Regions from separate parts of the Homo sapiens genome. Here region 2 is linked to region 1. The links are chromatin loops, found by intact Hi-C in ENCODE. Cell type or tissue: gastrocnemius medialis. All regions are shown on one strand.

Region 1 (8,000 bases):
TTAGTTGCATGCCTTTTCTTCCTTTGGTTTAACATTGAATAGATCGTGTTACATGAATCCTAGCTTCTATTTTGGTGAGCGATAGTGCTTCAACCTGTGAAAATAACTTTGCCGTTTGCTTTGTAGGAGTACAGGTAGAATCCGGATACAGTGATACATTTACTGACTGACCTTTTTTTTTTTCTTTTCTTTTTAGTTACCTTATCCCATATCACACAACTGGTCCTCAGCCATAACAAGCTAACAAGTAAGTGATGTTTCTCATTTGTTACAGTTTCTGACATTTAGGTAATCCTATGGCACTGCTGAGTCTGTTACTGTTTCCTTGGGAGAAACTAATGAAGAATGATTATTTGCAGAAACCTTAGTTTACTTTGGTGACACTAAGATGAGAATATTGTCATCCTGTATTTTGTCCTTTTGTAGTTAGCTCTACTTTGAAGATTCTTTTCTTTTTTTTGAGACAAGGTCTTGCCGTGTTACCCAGGTTGGTCTTGAACTCCTGGGCTCAAGCGATCGTCCTGCCTTGGCCTCCCAAAGGGCTGGGATTACAGGCATGAACCGTGGCGCCTGGCCTGAAGATTCTTTCTTATCATGTTTATAAACCAAAGAGAAAAAAAATGACATTGTTGCTCTGGAAGTGGTTCCATTCAGAGATAGTAAATGCTATGCTGACCTGAATTGCCAGACCATTGGTGAGCATTTCATGAGCAAAACTTACTTGAAAGCATTGAAAACTTGAAATTGTTAGAACAAGTTCTTTGTTTTCATTTATATTTCCTCCTCGAAAGGGAAAGTTTTAACTGTTTAATACACTTTCTGTCCCTGCTTGATGGAGGAAAAGATGCAAAATTGTATACATGATATACCTTTACATCTGCATTTTTCAAATTTTTGAGTCTGGCTTCCCCAAAAGAAAAATTCTGCTGGGTATCCATAGAGCCCCACAGTAGACGTATCTGCTTAGCATAGATGAATGCCTATTTTTATATGACTATCTTGTGTGCATGATGGGCCGTTTTCTTCGTAGAGCTGTGGCTTTAAAGATTTTAATGACAGGGACCCACGCTCCTTTCCCATTCCTAATGACTCAGTTCTTTTTGCTTGCCATTTTTCTTGCAGACTTGAATGATTTTCTAATCATGTGGCAAGAATTTGTGAAGGAGCTTTCCGAGTCCAGTGAAATTGAGCAGAATGTCATGTTGAGGGATTTGTGTCATGAATTTATGTGTGTATGTGCATTATATACAGCTTGAAGCGATGTCACAGAGCTGTTGATTATTGAGAATTAAGAGTGGCAGCAGGGTCCCCTCATGTGCAAGAAACAAGTGGATTAGTCGTTGTTAGCCAAAGCGTATATTTGTAAGGCAAAGGCAGAGTGACGGCACAGTTGTCACACTTAAGTAGTGGTGGCCACAGAAGCCAAAAGTGAGACCTACAAGTCATGTGTGGTCATTGTTGTAACAGGTAATTTATTGCCGGTTCCATTGTTTTTCTGGGAAATGGTCCCGTGGTCCACAGAGACCAGATTCTCAGTTCAGAAGGGATTCATGGTCTGTTTTGAAGCGTGGACCACGTGATTCCTAAATCCCCCAAGATTTGTGAGCAGTAATAACTGACATGTTCTGTTGTGTAGTTTAGTAAAGTATTTCTTAATTGCTAAGCTTACCATTGTTACAACAATGATACCTTGTTTTGCTTATCTTGTGCAAACCAGTTTACACAAGAAAGCAAAACTGGCCAGGATCAGTGACCGATGCCTGTAATCCCAGCACTTAGGAAGGCTGAGGTAGGAGGATTGCTTGAGCCTAGGAGTTTGAGACCAGCCAAGGCAGCATACTGAGGCCCCCATCTCTACCAAAAATCAAAAAATTAACCGGACATAGTGGGTCCAGCACCTGTGGTCCCAGCTACTGAAGAGGCTGAGCCCAGTAGGTCGAGGTTGCAGTGAGCCATGATGACGACCCTGCTCTGCAGCCTGGACGACAGAGGTAGACCCTGTCTCCAACAGGAAGAAAGCAAAACCTTTATTTCTATTATATCATTCATTGATCTCTTCTTTAAAAACATCTTTCAGATCACTGTAGTTTATTTCTTTTTACATCTTCACAAAGATAGAAATCTCAGGAGTCAATGGATCAGTTTCTTCCTCCAGGCATTATAATATTAGGTTAATTTAGAGGAGCATATTTATATGTGGAGTTACATTGTGTTGGCCATTCAGGAGACTGACTGTGAAAGAATCCAAACTTTATATTTCTGCCTTGCCAGTTTTTTTTTCCTTTTCTTCACTCCATTTGAGACACTCTTGACCTAATCCAGTAAACTCTAATTAATAGTCTTGGTAAATTCTGTTTCAAGCCATCCTGAGTAGCGTCACTGACACCCGATCTGTTTCAGTAAGGTCAAATTAGCATCCTTTACTATTTTTCTGGCATTTAAATGAATGACTTTGCTATGGTTTTTCAAGTGTTTATAGTAAATATGTCCATTTGATGGAAATATAAATATGCATTAAGTGTAAGTGGCTAGGCACACCCTGCTGTCACTTTTTATGGTAATCAGTGTCTTTCACTTTCTGTTGTTTTTAATAGGGACCAGCTGACAACGCCACATTAAAACCACAGGGACTCAAAAGATAACTCCCCCACCCCCTCACCCGGCACTGCTTTTATCTTGCAAAAGTATTCATGTTTTTCTCTTAGTATGCCAATTACACCGTTCTCTGACATTTCCACTTATGTACTCATGGAAGGAATGAATGGTTTACTCAAACTGGGACATTGATTTGGGGACACTGTTGACTCCACTGACTTAAGATCTACAGGGTTATTGAAACAGTGTGGCACGTGGTTGACTTGCCTTTTCTTGCCAGTGGTTTTGGCCTTGACATGTCTACCCAGGGCAGTAAAAGTGAGGCGACAAGGAAGCTGAAAGTGGGATCTGTGATTCTGAAATTCCTCAAGAATCTGGGAGCAGAAATTCCTGAACTTTTAAATACTGCAGTTCATAAAAATATTAATGTATTGTCAAGCTAATTGCTGTTAATGCTCCAAGACTATTATGGTGCCCCTATTTGAATTTAAACCTGGGAGCTTGGGGCAGCGTTGATGGGTTTTTGAAGTCAGCGGGGGACTTAATCTGTCTGTAGCAACTTTCCTAGATATGTATATATGCATGATGTGTTTAAGGAGACGGGAAGAATAGTTGCAAGTGAATTTTTTTCTTCTGCCTTTTTGCTATGAATGGGCAGGTACTAACTTTGAATGCAACAAAGTCATTGGCAAAGTCAGAATGCAAAGCCATCCTGGCCCAATGGGAAGAGTTTCAGATTGAAGATCCTTTCGGAAATAATGCTTTCTTTGAGCACCTGCCTGTGATGCAGTACGCACCTGGCAGAAGGCTGGCTTACTCTCATGCACTCACTGCCCCTCTCTGCCTTTCAGAAACTGCCCTAATCTGCCCCACATCCCATGCCAGCCTCTCCTCTCCATTTGCTGCTCTAGGAAGATGGATCATCTTCTGTCCCCCCGTAGCCCTGCCTCTGGGCCCAGGATCTACTCTTGCCTGCCTCTCCTCCTCCCTCCTCCTCTCTACCAGCCTCTCCCCATCCTCCCCTGGGGGCCCCCTGGCTGGTCTGGCCCATCTGAAGCCTTTCCTCCCCAAACTCTCTTGCATGTAGACTCTTTAACTCTAGCATGGCATTCCCTGTCCTTCTCTTCCTTTGTGTTTTTTTTCTCTCTCCAAATAGATGGTCAGCTTTTGTGGAAGCATGGATCATTTCATATTCTTCCTGAATGCCTGTGACTGGGCCCTTAGTGGCTTCGCAGTAATTACCTGTATAAACCGAGTGTTCATTGCTCCCAGGAGGTATGTGAATGACAGGGAAGGGCAGAGAGGAAACTGCTGGCTGGAGAGAAAGTGGGGAACATTGGGATCAGATGGTTTCTTTGGGATTAACTGGTATAGGGACTTGAGTAGATGTGGCTGCCACAGACTTCTGTTTCTTACTCGTTGTGTGCTCATTTCAAACATGGTAGAGCGTGATGCTCTAAAGATACATGACCTTCAGCCTGGGCAACATAGCAAGACCCCATCTCTTAAAAAAAACATGAGCCAGGCATCTCAGCTACTGTGGAGGCTGTAGTGTGAGGATCACTTCAACCCAGGAGTTTGAGGCTGCAGTGAGCTGTGATTGTACTACTGCACTCCAGCCTGGGTGACAGGGCAAGACCCTATCTCAAAAAAAAAAAAAAAAAAAAGGTATATGACCTTATGTCCAATAAATGATGGCCATCTCATCTTTACAATCATAGAGCCAAGGAATGATGGGCTGTGATGTGTTACTCAGGCACACAAAGGACTCGCAGCCAGGGAAACTGTTTTCATGACCGCTCAGATGCGTGGGAAGGCAGCAATAATGCCGAAGGTCATCTTCCTGTGTTTCTTTGCTTTTCCTTCCTGCCCCTGGCCTCTGTGGTTACCCTCCCTTTCAAGCCACTGTCAGCTGAGTCTTTTTTAGTCTGCTCCTTAATCCAATCCCTAGGTTTTATGGTGTTTTGGAAGTGTGAGCTTTGTAAATGCTTTCCTACTTGTTTTTTGTTTTTAAAAAGGAGTTTCTTTTGGGGACAACCATTTTAAGACTTGTCCACTAGAGGTCACTGTTGAGACACATATGTCTCCTCCAGGTTTTGTACCTAAAGATTAGAAACCACCTTTGTTGTGAGAATAAATTTTGTGCAGGCTCTCCGGCCCTGCACCACAGGGCATGTTGCTATTGCTGCTTACACAGTGCAGTTTTTACCACATTTAAGGTAAATCCTTATAGAAGGAGGTATGCTGTGTTTTTTGTTCTCCTACCATGAAAATATTCAGTTTCACGTATCATTTTTTAGTGTTTATTATGGCTACTTTCTCAAATTAGAAACATTTCTCTTCCTCCAATATCCTTACGTTGAAAGAATTATACTGCTTTCCATAGTATTTTGTATTGGGCATATTTGAGTTTTTTTTTTTAATCTGTGGAAGAAAGTTTGAAGTATTTATGTAACCAGATTTTAATTCAAAAATAACTGTAAAAATCAGGAAAATGTGTATTTTGTGCATATTTATGCTGATTCGTATACTGCTCAATTCCATTGTGTTGGGGAGAATATGAAATGAATGTACAACAGGAAATGAATTGCATTCTGTAGCAGTGATAAAACAAGCTCTGGGCATTACGTTTTTAAGTGAAGTTTTCCTTAAGTTTTAAAAAAATTTTATTCCAACAGCAAAACCCACACGTAAACATTGCAAGCTACTACTGCACTCCAGCCTGGGTGACAGGGCAAGACCCTATCTCAAAAAAAAAATTAAAAAAAAATAAAAATATGACCTTATGTCCAGTAAATGATGGCCATCTCATCTTTACAATCATAGAGCCAAGGAATGATGGGCTTAAATACGGCAGTAGTTTTTTTTTTTTTTTTTAAATTTTGTGACCCATGTGTGTTGAGGATTAGACATTCGTCATTTTGTGCAAGAAATAACCAAGGATATCTTTTTGCTCTGTGCAAACATTGAGGAGCCGACATTTATGTAAAACTTTTCAAAAGTGTGGGTCTCTGAATGTAATTGTTTAGTTTTATACTTTTAACTGCCATGTAAAACCTTTTCCTGAGGTATTGGCAGTTTTGCCTACAATTTCAGGTCTTCACTGTGACCATATCTCATCATTTAATGCATCGGAAATGGCCAGGCAGGTAGTAAACCTAAGTTTTATGGCAAAATGTGGGTTTTTTTTTTTTAATATACACTATTTCCTATTAGTTACAGCTTATGTATGAATTTAGAATTATAACAAACAAGAAATACTAAGATACCTTCTTTGGTGGTTTCAATAATTTATTTATCAAAGATAATATTCTAAGTACATAGAATTTAATACTTTTAAATTTTATGCAGATGTATACATTGATTATCTACCATAAGTCATATTATAAACAAATTAAGCAGCATATTTCACATGAAAATACTGCATTCTTAAAATTTGTAGATCCAATTATAATGAAGAAAATTTAGCAGTTTTTAAAAAGCATAATACATTGAAACCTTTTTATGCAGACATAATAGATTGCTGGGATGATTGAGAAGAATTAACTGTCTGAATTCCTGAGGACGACCTTCACCACTCTTCTCAGACCTTGCTGTTCTTAAGTCTGTAGTTATTCCCTCCTTCATAGATTATTTGTCATGCTTTATGCAAAAGTTCTTGTGCATGGCTTGTATGAAATTAAACCATGAGGGGGGAATATGTAAAATAAATGGTCTCTGTGTCATGAATTTATCTTGTGACAATATCAAAACAACTTGCTGTTCGCATTTTAACAGAGTGTAAATGTGTTTATAATACAGAGGCTTTGATCAATAACTTATTTTTTTAAATTACTGCACATTTATCAGTTTGCTTCTCTGCCATCATTAAAAGATGAGAGTTAAAAAAATATGCATAGTATCTTTGAGTCTAACAGCTATTAATTAAACAATATCTATCTGATGGTACCGGTAGTCAGGTTACCATAAAAAAGCACTGGCAGTTGGGCATGTGTTGCGATTTTTTGGCTGTAGTGAGTGAGCACCTGAGATCATGCTATGGGAGGGTCTGTTGACCCAGGAACCCAGAACCAGTGCAGCCAAGGCCAGCGAATGAAGTCGAAGACGTGTCCTGCCGGTGGCATCTAATCTGTCCTCAGCTTGTAGACTGTGGCCACCCCCCACCCCCATTCCTTTTGTTGTCAGCCCCACCAACCAAAATGTACCTGTTCTAGAATCCTTTTTCTAGAGGTCCTGTTTTGTGCTAAGCGGAAGCCAGCTAACGTGCTAATTCCTCCACAATATATTTTTAAATGGAACCACCCCAATCGTGAGAACTTCAGAACGGTGGCAGGCTGTGGAGAAAATAAGACGGGGGAGTGTAAGCCTGTCACTTTCCAACTCATAATTAGCCCATGTGCGGGGCTGATCCTGAAAAAGGTTTCTATTGCTATTGATGATAGAATGTCTATCAAACAGAATTGATTTAATAGCAAAATATTATACGTACATTTTCAGTTGATGCCCTCTCTCCTATATCACTTGATGTGTGTGTACATGTGAGTATGTGTGCAGAATGATAGAGGAGATACACTAAGAGGTGCAATACTTAGGTACATACATTCTTGTAGAGCATCTCTTCTCTTTTTTTATGTTTTTATTTTTTAGAGATAGTGTTTTTATCACCCAGGTTGGAGTACAGTGGCACAATCCTAGCTCACTGTAACCTGAAACTCCTGGGCTCAAGCAAGCCTCCTAGATAGATGTGCACCACCACGCCTGGCTAATTTGCCCAGGCTGGACTCAAACTCCTGGGCTCAAGTGGTCCTCCTGCCTTGGCCTCCAAAAGTACCAGAAATACAGGCCACTGTGAGCCCCTGTGCCCAGCCTTCTTAACTTTTCTTAAGTCACTGATCTTTTTAAATAATAGAGTGAAAACTACAACCCTGATCTGTAGAGAAGTGCACGTGATGGTTGTAATTCCAGCAGAGGCTTGTGGATCCCATTGTGTTCATCCATGAATTCTTTAGAGGTCCATGCAGCTCAGATTTAGAAACTCCAGAATCGGATGAAGATAACACTAGTATGTTTGCATGCAGTGTGGACATAGGGATGCTATTTTTTTGTTTGTTTGTTTGAGACAGGATCTCACTCTGTCACCCAGGTTGGAATGCGGTGGCGTGATTTCGGCTCACTGCAACCTCCATCTCCCGAGTTCAAGCGATTCTTCTGCCTCAGCCTCCCTAGTAGCTGGGACTACAGGTGTGCACTGCCATGCCCAGCTAGTTTTTGTTTTTAGTAGAGACGGGTTTCACCATGTTGGCCAGGCTGGTCTTGAACTCCTGGCCTCAAGCAATCTGCTTGCCTCGGCCTAGTGATGCTATTTCTTAAAGGAGATGCTCCTTGGAGATTTGTATAAAACTTTA
Region 2 (8,000 bases), 900 kb after region 1:
TGTGACCACACAGAGAGAAGGCAGCCGCCTATTAGCTAAGAAGAGAGGCCTCACAAAAACGAACCCTGATTACACCTTAACCTTGGACTTCCAGCTTCTATAACTGTGAGAAAATGAAGGTCTGTTGTTTAAGCCACTCCTTCAGTGGTATTTTCCATGGCAGCCCAAGCTATCACAGCCACATTTATGGAGATCTGCATTTTTCTACCATCCCTCTCTCTTTTCTTCCCTACTTATTGACATTTTAGCTAATATTTCCTAGCTTTATGATTCTTTTTCTAAATAAGGAACATTTCTTCTTGTATCCTACTAGGGCTGTAAACAATGTCCAGAGATTTACTTCTTTGAGTATTTTCCAGGGGAAGTGTGTTGTGTTCTTGCAGCTCCAAGTCTGTTTTCTAGGAACTTCAACAAGGATAAATCAAACTCTCATTTTTATCAGTTCTAAGTTAAAGAATATGATGCAATATAATATATGACCACTTTGCATAAAATTTCTGTAAAAACAATTAAGAGCTATAATTTTTAACGAATAAAAAGCATGCTTACTGCTATCAAGAAATATAAAGTCTCAAAATTAAAAGTTCATCCTCATTAAAAAAATCACTGTTCACTTCCCTGACATAAAGGAAAAAGGGCAAAAGTGTACTCTGTTATCTCTCACAGAATGGATAAGAAACTGCAAACAAACTTTAAGAGAGTGTAATGGCAGATGGGAATTGAATAATAACAAAATAAGTCTTGGATCTGCCCTCATTCTCTTTTGTGCCAGGCAAAAGTATATTTTCCGCTCTTCACTTACTACCCCAATTAGAAAAAAAAAAATGCCAGATCTGAAAGTCAAAGAGGTCCTGCATGCACAATTTAAACCTTATTGAAGATAGAACCATATGGCAACACAATTCATGGAAAGGATAGGGGGAAAATATCTATTATCACAATTTAATAAAAACAACACTTGGCGGGGGGCGGTGGCTCACGCCTGTAATCCCAGCACTTTGGGAGCCTGAGGTAGGCGGATAACGAGGTCAAGAGATCAAGACCATCCTGGCCAACATGGTGAAACCCCGTCTCTACTAAAAATACAAAAATTAGCTGGGCATGGTGGTGCATGCCTGTAGTCCTAGCTACTCGGGAGGCTGAGGCAGGAGAATCACTTGAATCTGGGAGGTAGAGGTTGCAGTGAGCTGAGATCGTGCCACTGCACTGCAGCCTGGTGACAGAGCGAGACTCTGTCTCAAAATATATATATATTTTTATTATATATATTAAAATATATATGCAAACATATATTTGTACAAATATAAATATATATATTTTACAAATATATATGTACAAATACAAATACATATATTTGTAGCCAGATGCAGTGGCATGTGCCTATAGTCCCAGCTTCTCAGGAGGCTGAAGCATGAGGATCACGAGCCCAGCAATTCAAGGCTGTAGTGCGGCATGATCACGCCTGTGGATAGCCACTGCACTTCAGCGTGGGCAACCTAGTAAGACTCCCATGTCTAAAAGGAATAAACAAATAAAAGTAACATTTGTACTATTCTATACACTGTATTTGTCCTCTAAACTTATTCACTTACTCTACAACAGAGCAACTATAGTTAGAGTTAAAATTTCATCTGTTCAGTCTCCATTGTGGAATAAAAAAGAGAACATAATTTAGAGAGATCCAGCTTTTAAGTCTGGGCTCCAACTCTTACTTTCAGAGTAACTTTTGAAAATGTATCTTAATTGTGAAATGGGGATTGTGACAGAGTTGCATAATAAGAATGAATGAGAATAAACTCAAGAATAAATTTCAGAATGTGTCTGTGAACCACAGATATATGCTGTGTAAATGAAAACTACACATTCAAACTTAAACCAAAGGAAAATGATTTTAAGAATATTTCCCAGTCTATTAATAAAAGAAAGAATATGTTCAGTGTATTGATAATTGCATCATTTAATATATAGCCCCTAACTTGGATGTCTGCTCCCAAATAAATCTTATTTTGTCTACTTTGAAACTGAATTTTTCATCTGCTAACCTATTCATCCAATTTATCCAAATGGTTCTAAATGTTTGTTTCATTTCTTGATATTTCTGTTGTTTACAGTTTTAGCATTACTAAAGAACTGTATCATTTTCAATTACTGTTTTTTCTGATCATCCATTACAACAATGTAGGACTAATTAGCTTAGAAGAGCTGGCTGTTGCTGAAATCCCTGAGGAGAATCACAAGAAGTCTCAAACTAATTTCTCTGTCAGTGGCTCATGCCAACTTCCTATTACCACCTCCTGTGATCATGCTGTGACTTTGACAACTACCCTTGAGGAAAAAGCTTTGCCAGTTTACAACAGTGAATTGCAGGCAGAACAAAGAATGGGGTAGAGTCTGATGTCATCCTTTCTTTCTTCTCTTTATGACAGGGCATATGAGGTTACCCATCTCAAGCTGTCCACATGACTTGCCACAACTCGAAAGGGATCTCCACAGTGTTGTTTCTGGCAACACATAGCTACAAAGAGATCTTTTGGCAGAGCTGTGACCCATGTCCCATGTTATATTTAATGGTATATGTAAAGAAAAAAACACAAATCTTGACTTGCTTTCCTTGGTATTGCAAAAAACGTGAATTTTTTTTTTACTAATACCCAGTAGTTTTTTAAATTTATAAAATGAAAATAAGATGAGAATTTTCAGGAACAAAAATATTAAAGCAGATATTCTCTATATATCAGAATCTATAACTACCTATTATGAATATTATTTTCGGTTTTTCATGACTTTGTAGACAAAATAGCAGACATATAGTGTGCAATTTCTAGACTTAATATACATGAGAAGAATTCAGGCAGTTTTGCTCTGCAATATAACTTTAACCATATAACATTTTTTAAAACCCTAAAGTCAAAGTTTCTCAGGGTGCAAAAGCAGCTCTAAAAAAGCTGAGATGCTTATCAGTGCAAGTAACGACAAAATATTTTTCTTTCACAACATTCAAATTATAATACAATGGCACCACCTGTTGATGGAATGGCAGAATTGAATCCTAAGACTGCAACACAATATCAAATGTTTACTGGAATTTTAAATCAAGGGATAGAACATAGGTCATTGACCATTGAACAGATAATATATCAGTGAGATGGCTAACTCACATTTGATGTGGTTATATCAATTGCTACTTTGACATTCTGGCATTCTGTAGAATGGCACAGCATTTCCTTAAGTGCTAATCATTGCATGAACATAAGAAAATGTATAATTAAGATTAGTTTTCTTACATATATTTAAATGTAAGTTTTAGAGAAAAAGTTTTTCTAACATTAAGTTTTTTCTTCCAACACATAGTTACACTGGATTGAATATGAGTGTTCTGCAGAACACATTTTGGGAAAACTAAACTCACTTTTTGGAAACACGCTGGACTGGATAAATAACCAGTAAACACATTTAAAAGTTACTCTTATAACATAGCAAACATACTCTCAAAAAAAAAAAAAAAGAAAAAAAACTGTGTCAGAGGCTTCCAAGACGGCTGAATAGGAACAGCTCCGGTCTGCAGTTCCCAGCAAGATCGACGCAGAAGATAGGTGATTTCTGCATTTCCAACTGAGGTACTTGGTTCATCTCACAGGGACAGGTTGGACAGTGGGTGCAGCCCATGGAGGGGGAGCTGAAGCAGGGCGGGGTGTTACCTCACCCAGGGAGTTCAAGGGGTCAGGGGATTTCCCTTTCCTAGACAAGGGAAGCTGTAACGGTCTGTACCTGGAGGAATGGTACACTCCTGCCCAAATACTATGCTTTTCCCACAGTCTTTGCAACTGGCAGACCAGGAAATTCCCTCCCGTGCGTGGCTCAGCAGGTCCCAGGGCCACAGAGTCTGGTTCACTGCTAGCGCAGCAGTCTGAGATCGACCTGCAACGCTGCAGCTTGGTGGGGGGAGGGGCATCCGCCATTGCTGAGGCTTGAGTAGGCGGTTTTGTGCTCACAGTGTAAACAAGGAGGCCAGGAAGCTCGAACTGGATGGAGCCCACCGCAGCTCTGCAAGGCCTACTACCTTGCTGTAGATTCCACCTCTGTGGGCAGGGCATATCAGAACAAAAGGCAGCAGACAGCTTTGGCAGACCTAAATGTCCTGTCTGACAGCTCTGAAGACAGCAGTGGTTCTCCCAGCACCGTGTTTGAGCTCTGAGAACGGACAGACTGGCTCCTCAAGTGGGTCCCTGACCCCCCATGTAGCCTGACTGGGAGACACCTCCCAGTAGGGGCTGACAGACACCTCCTACAGGAGGGTGCCCCTCTGGGATGAAGCTTCTAGAGGAAACATCAGGCAGCAATATTTGCTGTTCTGCAGCCTCCGCTGGTGATACCCAGGCAAACGGGGTCTGGAGTGGACCTCCAGCAAACTCCAACAGACCTGCAGCTGAGGGGCCTGACTGTTAGAAGGAAAACTAACAAACAGAAAGGAATAGTATCATCATCCATAAAAACCACATCCACACCAAAACCCCATCTGTAGGTCACCAACATCAAAGACCAAAGGTAGATAAAACCACCAAGATGGGGAGAAAGCGGAGCAGAAAAGCTGAAAATTCCAAAAACCAGAGTGCCTCCTCCAAAGGATTGCAGCTCCTCACCATCAAAGGAACAAAACTGGACAGAGAATGAGTTTAACGAGTTGACAGAAGTAGGCTTCAGAAGGTTGGTAATAACAAACTTCTCTGAGCTAAAGAAGCATGTTCTAAGCCATTGCAAAGAAGCTAAAAACCTTGAAAAAAGGTTAGATGAATGGCTAACTAGAATAAACAGTGTAGAGAAGACCTTAAATGACCTGATGGAGCTGAAAAACACGGCATGAGAACTTCGTGACATATGCAAAAGCTTCAGTAGCTGATTTGATCAAGTGGAAGAAAGGATATCACTGAAGGAAGATCAAATTAATGAAATAAAGTGAGAAGACAAGATTAGAGAAAAAAGAGTGAAAAGAAACAAACAAAGCCTCCAAGAAACATGGGACTATGTGAAAAGACCAAATCTACATTTGACTGGTGTTCCTGCAAGTGACGGGGAGAATGGATCCAAGTTAGAAAACACTCTAAAGGATATTACCCAGGAAAACTTCCCCAAATTAGCAAAGCAGGCCAATATACAAATTCAGGAAACACAGAGAACCCCACAAAGATACTCCTTGAGAAGAGCCACCCCAAGACACAATTGTCAGATTCACCAAGGTTGAAATGAAGGAAAAAATGTTAAGGGCAGCCAGAGAGAAAGGTCAGGTTACCCACAAAGGGAAGCCCATCAGACTAACAGCAGATCTCTCAGCAGAAACCCTACAAGGCAGAAGAGAGTGGGGGTCAATATTCAACATTCTTAAAGAAAAGAATTTTCAACACAGAATTTCATATCCAGCCAAATTAAGCTTCATAAGTGAAGGAGAAATAAAATCCTTTACAGACTAGCAAATGAGGAGAGATTTTGTCACCACCAGGCCTGCCTTACAAGAGCTCCTGAAGGAAGCACTAAACGTGAAAAGGAACAACCAGTATCAGCCACTGCAAAAACATGCCAAATTGTAAAGACCATCGACACTATGAAGAAACTGCATCAATTAATGGGCAAAATAACCTTCTAAGATCATAATGACAGGATCAAATTCACACATAACAATATTAATCTTAAATGTAAATGGGCTAAATGCCCCAATTAAAAGACACAGACTGGCAAATCGGATAAAGAGTCAAGAACCATCAGTGTGCTGTATTCAGGAGACCCATCTCGTGTGCAAATACACATGTAGGCTCCAAATAAAGGGATGGAGGAAGATCTATCAAGAAAATGGAAAGTGAAAAAAGCAGGGGTTGTAATCCTAGTCTCTGATAAAACAGACTTTAAACCAACAAGGATCAAAAGAGACAAAGAAGGCCATTATGTGATAGTAAAGGGATCAATTCAACAAGAAGAGCTGACTATCCTAAATCTATATGCACCCAATATAGGAGCACCCAGATTCATAAAAAGAGACCTTAGAGACCTACAAAGAGACTTAGACTCCCACACAATAATAATGGGAGACTTTAACACTCCACTGTCAATATTAGACAGATTAACAAGACAGAAGGTTAACAAGGATATCCAGGACTTGAACTCAGCTCTGGACCAAGCAGACCTAATAGACATCTACAGAACTCTCCACCCCAAATCAACAGAATATACATTCTGCTCAGCACCACATCACACTTATTCTAAAATTAACCACATAATTGGAAGTAAAACACTCCCCAGCAAATGCAAAAGAACAGAAATCACAACAAACTATCTCTCAGACCACAGTGCAATCAAATTAGAAGTCAGGATTAAGAAAGTCACTCAAAACCGTACAGCTACGTGGAAACTGAATAACCTGCTCCTGAATGACTACTGGGTACATAACGAAATGAAGGCAGAAATAAAGATGGTCTTTGAAACCAATGAGAACAAAGACACAATGTACCAGAATCTCTGCGATACATTTAAAGCAGTGTGTAGAGGGAAATTTATAGCACTAAATGCCCACAAGAGAAAGCAGGAAAGATCTAAAATTGACACTCTAACATCACAATGAAAAGAACTAGAGAAGCAAGAGCAAACAAATTCAAAAGCTAGCAGAAGGCAAGAAATAACTAAGATCAGAGCAGAACTGAAGGAGATAGAGACACAAAAAACCCTTCAAAAAATCATTGAATCCAGCAGCTGGTTTTTTGAAAAGATCTACAAAATAGACAGATTGGTAGCAAGACTAATAAAGAAGAAATGAGAGAAGAATCAAATAGATGCAATAAAAAATGATAAAAGGGATATCACCACTGATCCCACAGAAATACAAACTACCTTCAGAGAATAGTATAAACACCTCTACACAAATAAACTAGAAAATCTAGAAGAAATAGATAAGCTCCTGGACACATACACCCTGCCAAGACTAAACCAGGAAGAATTTGAATCTATGAATAGACCAGTAACAGATTCTGAAATGGAGGCAATAATAGCCTACCAACCTAAAAAAGTCCAGGACCAGATGGATTCACAGCCGAAATCTACCAAAGGTACAAAGAGGAGCTGGTACCATTCCTTCTGCAACTATTCCAATCAATAGAAAAAGAGGGAATCCTCCCTAACTCATTTTATGAGGCCAGCATCATCCCGATACCAAAGCCTGGCAGCGACACAACAAAAAAAGAGAGAATTTTAGGGCAATATCTCTGATGAACATTGATGCAAAAATCCTCAATAAAATACTGGCAAACCGAATCCAGCAGCACATCAAAAACCTTATCCACCATGATCAAGTGGGCTTCATCCCTGGGATGCAAGGCTGGTTCAACATATGCAAATCAATAAATGTAATCCATCACATAAACAGAACCAATCACAAAAACCACATGATTATCTCGATAGATGCAGAAAAGGCCTTTGACACAATTCAACAGCTCTTCATGCTAAAAACTCTCAATAAACTACATATTGATGGAATGTATCTCAAAATAATAAGAGCTAATTATGACAAACCGGCAGCCAATATCATACTGAATGGGCAAAAACAGGAAGCATTCCCTTTGAAAACTGGCACAAGACAGGGATGCCCTCTCTCACCACTCCTATTCAACATAGTGTTGGAAGTTCTGGCCAGGGTAGTCAGCCAAGAGAAAGAAATAAAGGATTTTCAATTAGGAAAAGAGGAAGTTAAATTGTCTCTGTTTGCAGATAACATGATTGTATAATTAGAAAACCCCATCGTCTTAGCCCACAATCTCCTTAAGCTGATAAGCAACTTCAGGAAAGCCTCAGGATACAAAAATCAATGTGCAAAAATCACAAGCATTCCTATACACCAATAACAGACAGAGAGCCAAATCATGAGTGAACTCCCATTCACAATTACTACAAAGAGAATAAAATACCTAGGAATCCAATTTACAAGGGATGTGAAGGACCTCTTCAAGGAGAACTACAAACCA

What was found. A loop is a pair of places that touch in the nucleus more often than their neighbours do. Peaks named below come from ENCODE experiments on the same cell type or tissue, not always from the same donor. Only the 100,000 strongest peaks of a DNase experiment are listed, where the experiment ranks them.
Region 2: a loop joins it to region 1, with 7 times the contacts of the local background. A loop is called at or near these places in 15 of 110 quality-filtered maps.

Annotation. Positions count from the first base shown.
Region 1 is chr10:16,774,281-16,782,280 of GRCh38, reverse strand. RSU1 (Ras suppressor protein 1) reads left to right here. Exons shown (of 9, transcript NM_012425.4): 3 at 197-247. Among named protein-coding and RNA genes, the nearest start is that of RSU1, 39 kb to the left of the region's middle. RefSeq lists a silencer at 2,482-2,531. In gastrocnemius medialis, CTCF peaks have their summits at 4,441 and 4,642 (motif pointing right); no DNase peak of the experiment used is centred here; H3K27ac peaks cover 326 bases.
Region 2 is chr10:15,874,203-15,882,202 of GRCh38, reverse strand. No RefSeq gene overlaps it. Among named protein-coding and RNA genes, the nearest start is that of MINDY3, 18 kb to the right of the region's middle. RefSeq lists an enhancer at 3,779-4,073. In gastrocnemius medialis, a CTCF peak has its summit at 3,014; no DNase peak of the experiment used is centred here; H3K27me3 peaks cover 248 bases.